Regions from separate parts of the Homo sapiens genome. Here region 1 is linked to region 2. Evidence: chromatin contacts called from ENCODE Hi-C or POLR2A ChIA-PET data. All regions are on one chromosome and are shown on one strand. Each heading gives the region's core, a stretch centred on a gene start or an enhancer-like site at or near the end of the contact. The rest is flanking DNA. Distances are from core to core; before and after follow the strand shown. Region 1 overlaps TMPRSS9 (transmembrane serine protease 9). Region 2 holds the start of BTBD2 (BTB domain containing 2).

Region 1 (6,702 bases), core at 3,995-6,494, 370 kb after region 2:
TCTGGGGATTAGGACCTGGATGTCAGAGTTATTATTCTGTGGCCACAGGACCGACCTGAGATGTCATTTCTTTTTTTTTTCTTTTTGAGATAGAGTCTTGTTCTGTTGCCCAGGCTGAAGTGCAGTGGCACGACCTTGGCTCACTGCAACCTCTGCCTCCCAGGTTCAAGCGATTCTTCTGCCTCAGCCTCTCGAGTAGCTGGGATTACAGGCATGTGCCCCCACGCCCGGCTAATTTTTGTATTTTTAGTAGAGATGGGGTTTCACCATGTTGGCCAGGCTGATCTCAAACTGACCTCAAATGATCCGCTCTCCTTGGCCTCCCAAAGTGCTGGGATTACAGGCATGAGTCGCTGTGTCCAGCCCCAAGATGCATTTCTAGGAACGTACCCAGAGACACTGTCAGATTCTCTGTACCAAGGAGTCAAGGCTCTTTCTGACCTTTGCTTGGTTCAAAGGAAGATTCTGCCGCCTGATTTCTGCCTGCTCTCCACCCGGCCTGCCAGCTGCCAGGATGCAATTTCTCTGGCCTCCAAGGAAGGCCAGGCAGGGTCGCGCCGGGGCAGAGGCACACCAGCGCGTGTCTGGCCCAGTGTGCCCAGAACCCGAGAAACTGGAGTGGCCACGGGTGGGCGGCTCCCTCACGCTGGCTTCTCCTGAGTCCCTTTCTGTTCACAGATCCCCACTCCTGGCTATCCGCATGCTGGTCATTTCTGCTTGGAGACAGTTCAGGTGTGTCCCACAGTTGCTGTCCCTGGGGCTCTTGGCTCTATTGTTAATGGCCACCGGCTGTGACGGCTCACATTTCAGTCCTGCATATGTCAGTTCCTCGTACTTTCTTTCTTTTTTTACTGTATGTATGTATGTATGTATGTATGTATGTATGTATGTATGTATGTATATATGTATGTATGTATGTATGTATTTGAGATGGGGTCTCACTGTGTTGCCCAGGCTGGTCTCAACATCATGGGCTCAAGCAGTCCTTCTGCCTCAGCCTCCCAAAGTGCTGGTATTACAGGCATGAGCCACCACACCTGGTCTTCCTTTCTTTCCTTCTCCCCTCCCCTCTCCCCTCTCCCCTCTCCTCTCTCCCCCCCACCCCTCTCCCCTTCCCCCTCCCCTCACCTTCCCTTCCCCTCTCCCCTCTCCCCTCCCCTCTCCCCTCTCTCCCCTCTCCTCTCCCCTCTCTCCCCTCTCCTCCCCCTCCCCTACCCCTACCCCTTCCCCTACCCCCCTGCCCTCCCCTCTCCCCTCCCCTCTCCCCTCCCCCTCCCTCTCTCCCTTCCTTCCTTCTTTCCTTCCTTCCTTCCTTCTCTCTCTCTCTCTTTATTTTTTTCTGAGACAAGGTCTCACTGTCACCCAGGCTGGAGTGCAGTGGTGTGATCATAACTCACTGCAGCCTCGACCTTCCAGGCTCAAGTGATCCTCCTGCCTCAGCCTCCTGAGTGGCTGGGACTACAGATATGTGCCACTATGCCTGGCTAATTTTTACAATTTTTTTGCAGAGACAGGGTCTCCCTCTGCCACCCAGGCTGGCACAGTCATAGCTCACTGCAGCTTCGATCTCCTGGGCTCGAGTGATGAACCCTCCCACCTCAGCCTCCTGAGTAGCTGAGACTACTGGCATGCACCACCATGAAAGGTCAATTTTTAAATTTTACATTTCGTAGAGATGGGGTCTCACTATGTTGCCCAGGCTGGTCTCAAACTCCTGGCCTCAAGCAATTCTCTTGCCTTGGTTTCCCAAAGTGTTGGAATGACAGGCATGAGCTGCCACACCTGACCCCCCTTTTCCTTATAAATCACCCAGTCTCAGGTATTTCTTTACAGCAGGACAAAAATAGACTCAGACAACTGTGTTTAGGCATTACTTATAGGGTGACAACTGTCCTGGTTTGATTGGAATTGAGTGGTTTCCTGAGACATGAGACTTTCAGTGCTGAACAGGGACAGTCCTGGGCAAACTGGGACCATTGGTCCCTGTAAGTGTTGACGGGACACTGTGTCAGTCTGTTCTCATGCTGCTAATGAAAGCATACCCAAGGCTGGGTGCAGTGGCTCATGCCTGTAATCCCAGCACTTTGGGAGGCCAAGGTGAGTGGATCACAAGCCCAGGAGTTCAAGACCAGCCTGGCCAATATGGTGAAACCCCATCTCTACTAAAAATACAAAAATTAGCCAGGCATGGTGGTGCACACCTGTAGTCCCAGCTACTTGGGAGGCTGAGGCAGAAGAATTGCTTGAACCTGGGAGGCAGAGGTTGCAGTGAGCCAAGATTGTGCCACTGCACTCCAGCCTGGGGGACAGAGCGAGACTCCGTCTAAAAACAAAACCTACCTGAGACTAGGTAATTTATAAAAGAAAAAGAGTTTTAATTGACTCACAGTTCAGCATGGCTGGGGAGGCCTCAGGAAACTTACAATCATGGCGGAAGGAGGAGCAAACATGTCCTTCTTCACATGGCGGTAGGAGAGAGAAGAATGAAAGCCCAACAAAGGGGAAGCCCCTTATAAAACCATAAGATCTTGTGAGAACTCACTATTATGAGAACAGGATGGGGGAAAGCATCCCCATGATTTAATGATCTCCACCTAGTCCCTCCCATGACACATGGGGATTATGAGAACTACAATTGAAGATGAGATTTGGGTGGGGACACAGCCAAACCATATTAGATACCTGGAGGGAGAAGTCAAGAATGTAGGTGGCAAAACTTTCTAAATGTGCTTGATGTGGAACAGCTCTCCAGCAACGTGTGTCCTAAGACAAAGCCTGAGCTTCTTTCTCTTTTTTTTTTTTTTTTTTTTTTGAGACAGAGTCTTGCTCTGTCGCCCAGGCTGGAGTGCAGTGGCACAATCTCAGCTCACTGCAAGCTCCACCTCCCAGGTTCATGCCATTCTCCTGCCTCAGCCTCCCGAGTAGCTGGGACTACAGGTGCCCGCCACCACGCCTGGCTAATTTTTTGTATTTTTAGTAGAGATGGGGTTTCACTGTGTTAGCCAGGATAGTCTCAATCTCCTGACCTCGTGTTCTGCCCGCCTCGGCCTCCCAAAGTGCTGGGATTACAGGCATGAGCCACCGTGCCCAGCAAGCCTGAGCTTCTGAGTGTGGTGCACAGCAGCCTTCCAGATGGGGCTGTTGGGCCTTCCTGCCTCACCTCTCACAGTTCTCCTACCCCACCCCACACTAGGCCCTGACATTCCCTAAACTAACTTTCTTTCTCTTTCTTTCTTTCTTTCTTTCTTTCTTTCTTTCTTTCTTTCTTTCTTTCTTTCTTTCTTTCTCTTTTTCTTTCTTTCCTTCCTTCCTTCCTCTCTCCCTTCCTCTTTTTCTCTTTCTCTCTCTCTCTCTCTCTCATTCTCTCTTTTCTCTCTTTCTTTCTCTCTTTCTTTCTTTTCTCTTGCCCATCTCAAGTGCAGTGGCACAATCACACCTCACTGTAGTCTCGACCTCCTTGGCTCACTGATCCTCAGCCTCAAGAGTAGCTGGGACTACAGGTGCATGCTACCATGCCCAGCTACTTTTTCTATTTTTTATAGAGATGGGGTCTTATTATGTTGCCCAAGCTGGTCTCGACCTCCCATAGTGCTCAGCCTCCCATAGTGCCTCAGCCTCCCATGGTGCTGGGATTACAGGCATGAGCCACTGCACCTGGCTGGTTGTAATTAACTTTAGTTTTAATAGCCACATGGGGCCAGTGGCTGCCATTTTGGACCTTGCTGGTGTTGTATGACTGTTTATGCTCTCAGCTCCCACTTAGTGGGAGAATCATGCAGAGAGTCATGAGACTGAGGCAAGAGGATCATTTGAGCCCAAGAAATCGAGGCTGCAATGAGCTACAATTGTGCCACTGCACCCTAGCCTGGGTCACAGAGTGAAACCCTGTCTTAAAAAAAAACAACAAAAAAACCCCACAAAAAACCAGGTACAGTGGCTCATGCCTGTAATCCCAGGACTTTGGGAGGCCAAGGTGGGTGGATCGTTTGAGGTCTGGAGTTCAAGACCAGCCTGGCCAACATGGCAAAACCCCGTCTCTACTAAAAATAAAAAAAAAAAATTAGCCAGGCATGGTGGCATGCACCTGTAATCCCAGCTACTGGGGAAGCTGAGGCAGTAGAATCACTTGAACCTGAGAGGCAGAGGTTGCAGTGAGCCAAAGTTGTGCCACTGCACTCCAGCCTGGGCAACAGAGCAAGACTCCACCAAAAAAAAAAAAAAAGACAGTGGATTCTTCCCCAGTCAAGCCTCAGATGAGAATGCAGCCCAGCTAACACCTGGATTGCAGCCTCATGAGATGCTGAGCAGAAGGCCCAGCTAAACCCTGTCAGAATCCTGACCCCAGGAAGTGAGGAGGTAACAAGTGCATGTTGTTTGAAGCTGCTAAGTTTGTGCTGATTTGTTACACAGCAATAGCTGACTAATACAGTTTCTCTACAATAGCCTTGACTTCCTTACTTCTGCCACAGGGATTCTAGATACTTTATCCCTGCCATGTAGGATCCGTTCCTTCCACTGGAGGCTTACTCAATTCCTATTTATCCTTCCGAACTTGAATAACTCATCACTCTCTCAGAAAACCCTCCCCTGACGGCGTGTCTAAATCAAAGACCCCTGTACACAGATTCAAAGTTTCTGGTTGTGCTTCTAGTTTTGAGCCATTCTTGTAGCATCATGTTAATGGATCTGGGCCTCTTCCACTTGGATTGAAGCTCTCTGAGCTCAGAGAATCGTATCTGTCTCATTCAGGGTTCGACGCAGCCAGGCCTGGCCCATCGTAAAGGTTGGCTGGATGGAGAGAGTGAAATGAATGGCGCTTCTATGTTTGATGCTAAATAGCTGTGGAGTTCTTTCTGTGAACCAATAATGGTGATGACAAGACCATTTAGAGAACACAGGAATCCTTAGAAAACCCGCGGGGCAGGGTCAGCAGAGGCAGCTGGGGTTGAATGAACACTGTGTGTGTGTGTGCGTGTGTGTGTGTGTGTTGGGGAGTGAGCTCATACTCTAAATGTGCCTTTCCAGCTCTAATCACAGAAGTGAATCTCGGTGTCTTTTGTTTCTAAACCATCCATCAAGTGATTCTTGGAGATTCTCTGGCTCGTCTGAAGGCAGTTCAACTCAAGCGTAAGAGTAAATGGGAAAGTGTGGTGCAGCTTCACTCCCCGCTGCCCCTGCCTCCCCACCGCCCCTGCCTCGCTCCACGCTGCCCCTGCCTTGCTCCATGCCGCCCCTGCCTCACTCCCCGCCACCCTGGTACATCTCTCCTTTCTCATTGGCTCTGGATGGTAGCGGCCAGGCATGGAGTGGCTGTTCCCAGAGGAACACGTTCCCCTGAGGAGGGAACATTCTGGCTGGGCCCCAGCATAGGGTTGCCAGACTCAACAATAAAACATTTAGCACCCTCGGAGACATTAGAATTTCAGATATGTATTCATTCATTCATTCATTCATTCATTCATTTATTTTGAGACGGAGTCTCGCTCTGTCGCCCAGGCTTGAGTGCAGTGGCGCAATCTCAGCTCACTGCAACCTCCACCTCCTGGGTTCAAGAGATTGACCTATCTTAGGCTCCCAAATAGCTGGGATTACAGGCGTGTGCCATCACGCCCAGCTAATTTTGTATTTTTAGTAGAGACGGGGTTTCACTATGTTGTCAGGCTGGTCTCGAACTCCTGACCTCAGGTGATCCACTTGCCTCAGCCTCCCAGACTGTTGGGATAACAGGCATGAGCCACAGCACCCAGCCAGAATTTCAGATTAACAACCAAAACGTTTCTTTTTTTTAAACAGGGTCTCACTCTGTGTTGCCCAGGCTGGAGTGCTCACTGCAACCTCTGCCTCTGAGGTTCAAGTGATTTTCCTGCCTCATCCTCCCAAGAAACCATGTGCCACCATGCCCGGCTAATTTTTTTATTTTGGTAGAGATGGGGTTTCGCCATGTTGGCCAGGCTGTTCTCAAACTCCTGACATCAGGCGATCCTCCCACCTTGGCCTCCCAAAGTGCTGGGATTACAGGCGTGAGCCACCGCGCCCGGTCAAAACATTTTTTTAGTAGGAGTCGGAGAATGTCCTACATTTTGCACAAGAGAGACATACTTATACTAAAATACAGATTAGAGACAGAATTCTTCAGAGAAACAGGACCAATTGAGTGGATACACAGACATATACGCACAGATGCACACACAGATGCACATGCACACACACACAGACACATGCACACACAAATGCACACGTACACACAGACCACACATGCACACATACACACATGCACACGTGCACACATACACACATGCACACATGCACACACAAAAGCACACATGCACACAGATACATACGCACAAACGCACACATCCACACATACACAGATGCACACACGCACACACAGATGCACACCCGCACACAGACTCACACATGTACACACACACAGATTGAGATTTATTTTAGGGATTTGGCTCATACCATTGAGGGGCTGCAGGTCTGGAATCTGCAGGGCAGGCCAGAGACCTAGGGAAGAGCTGATGCTGCAGTCTCAAGCCCAAAGGCTATCTGGAGGCAGATTTCCTTCCTCTTGGGGAACCTCAGTCTTTTAAGGCCTTCGACTGATTGGGTGAGGCCCACCACATTATGGAGGGTCACCTGCTTTATTTAATATCTACCGATTTAAATGTTAATTGGGCTTGGCGCAGTGGCTCACGC
Region 2 (6,334 bases), core at 3,084-5,583:
GCGCGTTCCACCCTCAATGCGGATCTGGTCACACTGGGCCACAGGGCCTCCCTCACTCCTCCTGCTCCGGCCTTGCCATGGCTCCCACCTGCCCAGCCCCTCTGGGCTCTGGGCCTTCCATCCCTGAGCCTGGGGCACTGCACTCTCCATCAACATCACTTGCTCAGGGGGTCGTTCTGGACCAGGTCAGTGCCCCCTCTCCATTTTCAACCCTCCTGAAATGCTAAGGAAACACAGATGACCTTTCAACAAGGCAGGCTTCAACTGCACAGGTCCACTCATATGTGAATTTTTTCAATAAAGGCTGCCCCAACGGTGCCGGCCTCTCCTGCCTCCCCTTCCACCTCTGCCACCCCGGAGACAGACCCACCCTCCTGCTCCTGCTCCTCAGCCCTCAATATGAACACAAGGACACAGGCCTTCATCGTGGCCACCTCCACTGTGTGAACAGCAAACAGGATTTCTCCTTTTATTTTTTTTCCTTTTTTTTTTGAGACAGAGTCTTGCTCTGTCGCCCAGGCTGGAGTGCAGTAGCGCAACCTCGGCTCACTGCAACCTCCGCCTCCCGGGTTCAAGTGATTCTCCTGCCTCAGCCTCCCAAGTAGCTGGGACTACAGTTGTGCACCACCACACCCGGCTAATTTTTTGTATTTTTAGTAGAGACGGTGTTTCACCACGTTGGCCAGGATGGTCTCAAACTCCTGACCTCATGATTCGCCCGCCTCGGCCTCCCAAAGTGCTGGGATTACAGGCGTGAGCCACCGCGCCCAGCCTGTCCTTTATTTTTTTTGAGATGGTGTGTCACTGTGTCGCCTGGGCTGGAGTGCAATGGCGCAATCTCGGTTCCCTGCAACCTCCACCTCCTGGGTTCACGAGATTCTCCTGCCTCAGCCTCCTGAGTAGCTGGGATTACAGGTGTGCGCCACCACGCCCGGCTAATTTTTGTATTTTTGTAGAGACAGGGTTTCACCGTGTTGACCAGGCTGGTCTCGATCTCCCGACCTCGTGATCTGCCCGCCTCGGCCTCCCAAAGTGCTGGGATTCCAGGCGTGCGCCCCCGCACCCGGCCCCTTAGACTTTTCTGAATGTATTTTCTGTTCTCCAGCCTGTTATTGTGAGAACAGGAGGCTGGTGTGCATTGACCAAGTGTCCTCACAAGGCCTCCGGTCAGCGAGAAGCCATTCCTAGTTAAGTTCGTGGGAGTCAAAAGTTGTACTTGGATTTGAGCTGAGTGGGGGTCCACGCCCCTAACCCCGCATGTCGAGGGTCCGCTGTCCCAGGCCCGCCCACCTTACCTTGCTGCTATCTCCCGCTGGGCCTCATTGCCCTCTCCTGAGCCCCCCGGGGGCAGACCCCTCACCTACTTTTCTCCAAGGGGTCCTTGTCCTGCCTCCATCTTCCCCACTTTGCAACCGAGCCAGCGGTCCCTCAAGTGCAATCGCATACATGTCCCAAGGTCAGCCGGTGCCCGGGGCGCCCCACCTCCCCCCTCAAACAGAAAGCCTGGGATTCTCCAGCTGCACCTGCTGCTGGGTGAGTTCCAGCTGCATCCAACCTACCCCCTCCCCAAAGAGCACAAAGACCACCCAGGTGGAGGGAGCAAACCCACCGCCCCTCACTCCAAGCTAGGAGAGGCCCAGCAGCTAAGGACGACAGAGACAGGGACGGCGACACGGACGGCACAAGCCGTAGGAGGCCCCGGAACCCTCCAGGGGCAGGAACCTCTGCTAAGTACCGCCCAGGGCAGGACCCCACGAAAGGAGACCCAGCTGCCCATAAACACCCAGGAAGAAGCCAGAACACGTTAACAAAAGCACCCGAAGGTCAGAAGGGAGGGCAGGACCCTCCCCCTCCAGTGCCCGCAGCAAGAAAACCCAGCCCCTGCCCCCGACCAATGAGGGGCAGGGTAAGAGGGACCGGGGAGTGGAGGGAACCTGGGGCCTGGGGCCGGTACCCCGCACACTGGCAAAGACAGATACTGGGCCAAACCCACTTCTTTCCCAGAAAGGAGGGCTGGGGGCTGGGGAGGGAGGGACCCCGGAGCTGGGGGTCTCTGGGTTGGAAGGGCCCGGAGATGGGAGTCTGGGCAGGGGTCTAGGGTGGTGGCCTGGTGGCAGGGGATCATAGGATGGGGTGCAGGGGGTAGCAGGGCCCAGGGGAGACAACCTTCTGCAGAGTCCAGGGTCCAGAGCCTGGCAGTGGCGGAGCTGGAGGTGGGTGGTCACTGAAGTGGGAGGTGGCAGGGCCCAGGGGTCTCTGGCTGAGGTGGGGGTCCGGGGCTGGAGGGGCTGTGGATGGTAGTCTATGATCTGGACTGCAGGGCGGGCAGGGGGTATCCCTGGAGGGGAGCAGCATGGTTTGAAGGTCTCTGATCCAGATCATGTGCTGAGCCTGGGGGTCTCCGGTGGGGGTCACTGGGTCTGGAGGCAGCAGGGAGGACGCAGGGAGCAAGGCCTAGGGGTCTTGGCGCACAGGGGTGCGGGTGGGAGTGGCAGGGTCCCTGGATGGTGGGGGAAGAGGGAGGGGTCTTGTGGTCATGGGTGGGGGTGGAGGAAATAGCACGACCCCTGAAGGGAGGGGTCCTGGAGTTCAGGAGTCATAGGTTGGGGGTTACGGACTGAGGTGGTGAGGACTGGGGACGGGGGGTCTCAGGTGAGAGCGGAGAAGTCTCTCCATCCTGGGATGCAGGGGTGACACACTTGAGTGTAGTGGGGTCCCAGGGGGCCCCGGGAGTAGAGAGTGGAAGGGCAGTGGGCAGGGGTGAAGGACCTGGGGAAGGAGGGGTCCTGGAGAGTCCCTGGGTACAGGGACGGAGGGGTCACCAGTAGGGGTCCCAGGGGGAGAGGGGCGGCAGGCAAGGGTGCAGGGCCTGGGGATGGAGGGGTCCTGAGGATCCCCGGGTATAGGGATGGAGGGGTGTGGCATGTGGGGTCATGGGTCCTAGAAACAGTGGGTTGGGGTCCTGGGAATGGAGGAGCAGATAGGGGTACACGTCCCAGGGTTGGAGGGTCACAGGAGTCCCAGGGGTGGTGGGTGGGGGTGCAGGGCCAGGGCATGGAGGGGACCCAGGGATGCAGGCCAGGTGGGGTCCAGGGATGGAGGGGCCTGGGGTGTAGGCAGGGGTTCCAGCCGGAGGTGGAGGGGCCCAGGGATCTGGGGGCAGAGGTGTCTGGGGACCTGGGGTGCAGGGAGGGGTGAGGTCCAGGGATGGAGCGTCCTGGGGATGGAAGAATGGAGGGTCCTAGGGTGCAGGCGGGGGGTGGAGGGCCCTGAGGATGGGGTATTCAGGGTTCTGGGGTGCGGGCTGGGTGGGGTTTGAGGATGGAGGGGCCCAGGGGCTCCAAGTGCAGGCCGAGTTGGAGGGTCCCAGGAACGGAGGGTACCGGAGTGCAGGCTGGGTGGGTCCAGGGACGGAGGAGAGCAGGGGTCCCAGGGGTACAGGGCCTGGGATCCCGGGGAACAGGCTGGGGGCGCAAGCCAGAGGTGGAGGATCCAGGGGGGCCTGGGGATGGAGGGGTGCAGAGGCCCAGAGTGCAGGCCTGGTGGGGTCTGGGGACAGAGAGGTGCAGAGGCAGGGACAGAGGGGTGCAGAGCCCAGGGAACTGGGTGGAGTCTAGGGATGGAAGGGTGCAGGCCCCGGGGTGCAGGCCGGGTCGGTTTCAGGACCGGAGGGGTGCAGGGGTCCCAGGGACAGAGGGGTGCAGGGCCTCAGGTGCAGGCCCCGGGGTGCAGGCCGAGTTGGGTTCGGAGCCTGAGGATGCAGGGGTGCAGGGGTCCCGGGGACAGAGGGGTGCAGGGCTCGGGGATGGAGGGGTGCGGGGGTCTCGGGGACAGAGGGGTGCAGGGCCTCAGGTGCAGGGCCCGGGCAGCAGGCTGGGTGGGTCGGGGCCAGGGCTGGCGGGGTCGGGGCGCCCACCTGTGCGCGGGGATGCGCTGCGAGCTGAGCCCCTTGCCCACCAGGAAGTGCACGTCGCACAGCACCTCGTTGTTGAAGAGGAAGGCGAAGCGCTCCTGCACGGTGGGCTTGCTGGCCTGCCAGTTGTACGCGGCCTCGCGCTGCAGCGCCGCCGCCCCCGGGCCCGCCGCCTCCTCCGCCCGCTCCGCGCCCGCGGCCTGCGCGTCTGTCCCGGGGCCCGGCGGGGCGGGCGGCGTCGGCCCAGGGGCGGCGGCGGCGGCGGCGGCGGCGGCGGCGGCGGCGGCCGCGTTGCCGGGGGCCGGGGTGGCGGCGGCGTTGGCGCTGGGCCCGGGACTGCCCCCCGTGCCCGGGCCGACCCCGACCCCCGGCGGGCACGACGCACGCCCGCCGCTCCCACCCGCCGCCATTTTGTGGCTGCGGCGTGGGCGGGGGAGGGGAGGAGGGAAGGAGGGAGGGGAGGAGGGAAGGAGGGAGGGGAAAGGAGGAGAGTAGGGGGAGGAGGGGGAGGAGGGAGGGGAGGGGAAAAGAGGAGGGAGGGGAAAGGAGGGGAGGAGGGAGGGGAGGGGAAGCGGGAAGGAGGGAGGGGAGGAGAGGGAGGGGAAAGGAGGGGGAAGGAGGGAGGGGAGGAGAGGGAGGGGAAAGGAGGGGGAAGGAGGGAGGGGAGGAGAGGGAGGGGAAAGGAGGGGGAAGGAGGGAGGGGAGGAGAGGGAGGGGAAAGGAGGGGGAAGGAGGGAGGGGAGGAGAGGGAGGGGAAAGGAGGGGAGGTGGGAGGGGAGGAGGGAGGGGAGAAGGGAGGTGAATGGGGGAGGCTGTTGCAGGGGAGGGGACGGGGAGGAGAGGGAAGAGTAGGAGGGGCCTGTAGAGGGGAGGAGCTGGTGGAAGACCTCTTGCTCCACTCCCTAAGCATCCTGACCTGAAGCCCAGACTCCAGACCGAGGTCCAGAATTTGGGGTCCAGGCACCAGGCCCCAGACTCCAGACCGGGAATCCTAAACCCTGGAGCACAGACCTCAGTCCGGGATCCCAGGCCTCAGACCTTGAATCCTAGATCCCAGACTCTGAACCCCAGACTTCAGACTCCGGATTCCAGATCCCATACCTCAGACCCGGAACCCCCAACCCAAAGACCAAGCGCAAACTCCAGACCCCAGACCCCGGACCCAGGTGGCGGGCCTGCTCCGTGGCGCAGGCTCCGCTGTACAGAGACATAGCCTGAGGCCGGGAAGCTGCGGATGAGCGAGCAGGATGCAGGCCACGTGCACTGACACTCAGCAGACGCCCAGCACCCTCTCCAGGCCAGGTGTGGGGGGTGGTCAGTGTGGACGGAGCTGGGACTCCCCCAAAACGCTTACTACATACATAATGTCAAGGTAGACAAATGCCACAAAGATTGAGGAACCAGGTCGGGCGCAGTGGCTCACGCCTGTAATCCCAGCACTTCAGGAGGCCAAGGCGGGGGGTGCATCACCTAAGGTCAAGAGTTGGAGACCAGCCTGGGCAACATGGCAAAACCCTGTCTCTACAAAAAATACAAAAATTAGCCAGGCGCGGTGGCTCACGTCTGTAATCCCAGCACTTTGGGAGGCCGAGGCGGGCGGATCACCAGGTCGGGAGATCGAGACCATCCTGGTGAAACCCCATCATGGTGAAACCCCATCTCTACTAAAAATACGAAAATTAGCCAGGCTTGGTGGCGGGTGCCTGTAATCCCAGCTACTCGGGAGGCTGAGGCAGGAGAATCACTTGAACCTGGGAGGCGGAGGTTGCAGTGAGCCGAGACCGCGCCATTGCACTCCAGCCTGAACAACAAGAACAAAACTCCGTCTCAAACAAACAAACAAACAAACAAAACAAAACAAAAAAAAAACTAGGCGTGGTGGTACGCACCTGTTGTCCCAGCTACTCAGAAGGCTGAGACGGAAGCATCACTTGAGCCTGGAAGGTTGAGCTTTTGATGAGCTATGACTCCACCACTGCCCTCCAGCCTGGGCAACAGAGCAAGATCCTGTCTCGAAAAAAAAAAAAAACAAAGAAGAAAAAGAAAATAGGGTATTAAAAAAACCCAAGTGATAATGCTATTTTCAGTTCTCCAGAGTGGGTGGTTGAGGTAGTTACAATTTTTTTTTCTTTTTTCTTTTTTCTTTTTAGAGTCTCCCTCTATTGCCCAGGCTGGGGTGCAGTGATGGCGATCTTGGCTCACTGCAATCTCAGCCTCCTGGTTCAAGCAATTCTCCCGCCTCAGCCTCCTGAGTAGCTGGGGTTACAGGTACCCGCCACCACGCCTGGCTAAGGCTAATTTTTTTTTGTTTGTTTGTTTTGTTTTTGAGACAGTCTCGTTCTGTCGCCCAGGCTGGAGTGCAGTGGCGCGATCTTGGCTCACTGTAAGCTCCGCCTCCCAGATTCACGCCATTCTCCTGCC

The links. Hi-C counts contacts between places; a loop is a spot of excess contacts on that map. ChIA-PET counts read pairs that join two places held with the same protein, here RNA polymerase II (POLR2A). Pooled maps may share reads with other maps.
Region 1: POLR2A ChIA-PET joins it to region 2 with 19 read pairs in A673. The contact joins the enhancer-like site here to the promoter of BTBD2 in region 2. A Hi-C loop is called at or near these places in 2 of 37 single-sample maps with no recorded cell type and 9 of 50 pooled maps. POLR2A ChIA-PET finds 5 or more read pairs at or near these places in 2 of 52 experiments (A673 and HEK293).

What each region holds. Positions count from the first base shown.
Region 1 is chr19:2,376,392-2,383,093 of GRCh38, forward strand. All of the region lies in intron 1 of TMPRSS9 (transmembrane serine protease 9), which reads left to right. Among named protein-coding and RNA genes, the nearest start is that of TMPRSS9, 19 kb to the left of the region's middle. RefSeq lists an enhancer at 49-561. Within about 2 kb of position 5,245, at least 2 of the 41 ENCODE cell types and tissues checked have a DNase peak (open chromatin) inside an H3K27ac peak, as active enhancers do.
Region 2 is chr19:2,011,381-2,017,714 of GRCh38, forward strand. BTBD2 (BTB domain containing 2) reads right to left here and starts at 4,334. Exons shown (of 9, transcript NM_017797.4): 1 at 3,917-4,334. The coding sequence starts at 4,323. It overlaps LOC107985278 (a long non-coding RNA gene), which reads right to left. Exons shown (of 4, transcript XR_001753845.2): 3 at 5,803-5,920; 4 at 4,965-5,714. RefSeq lists silencers at 924-1,115, 3,931-3,980, 3,991-4,140.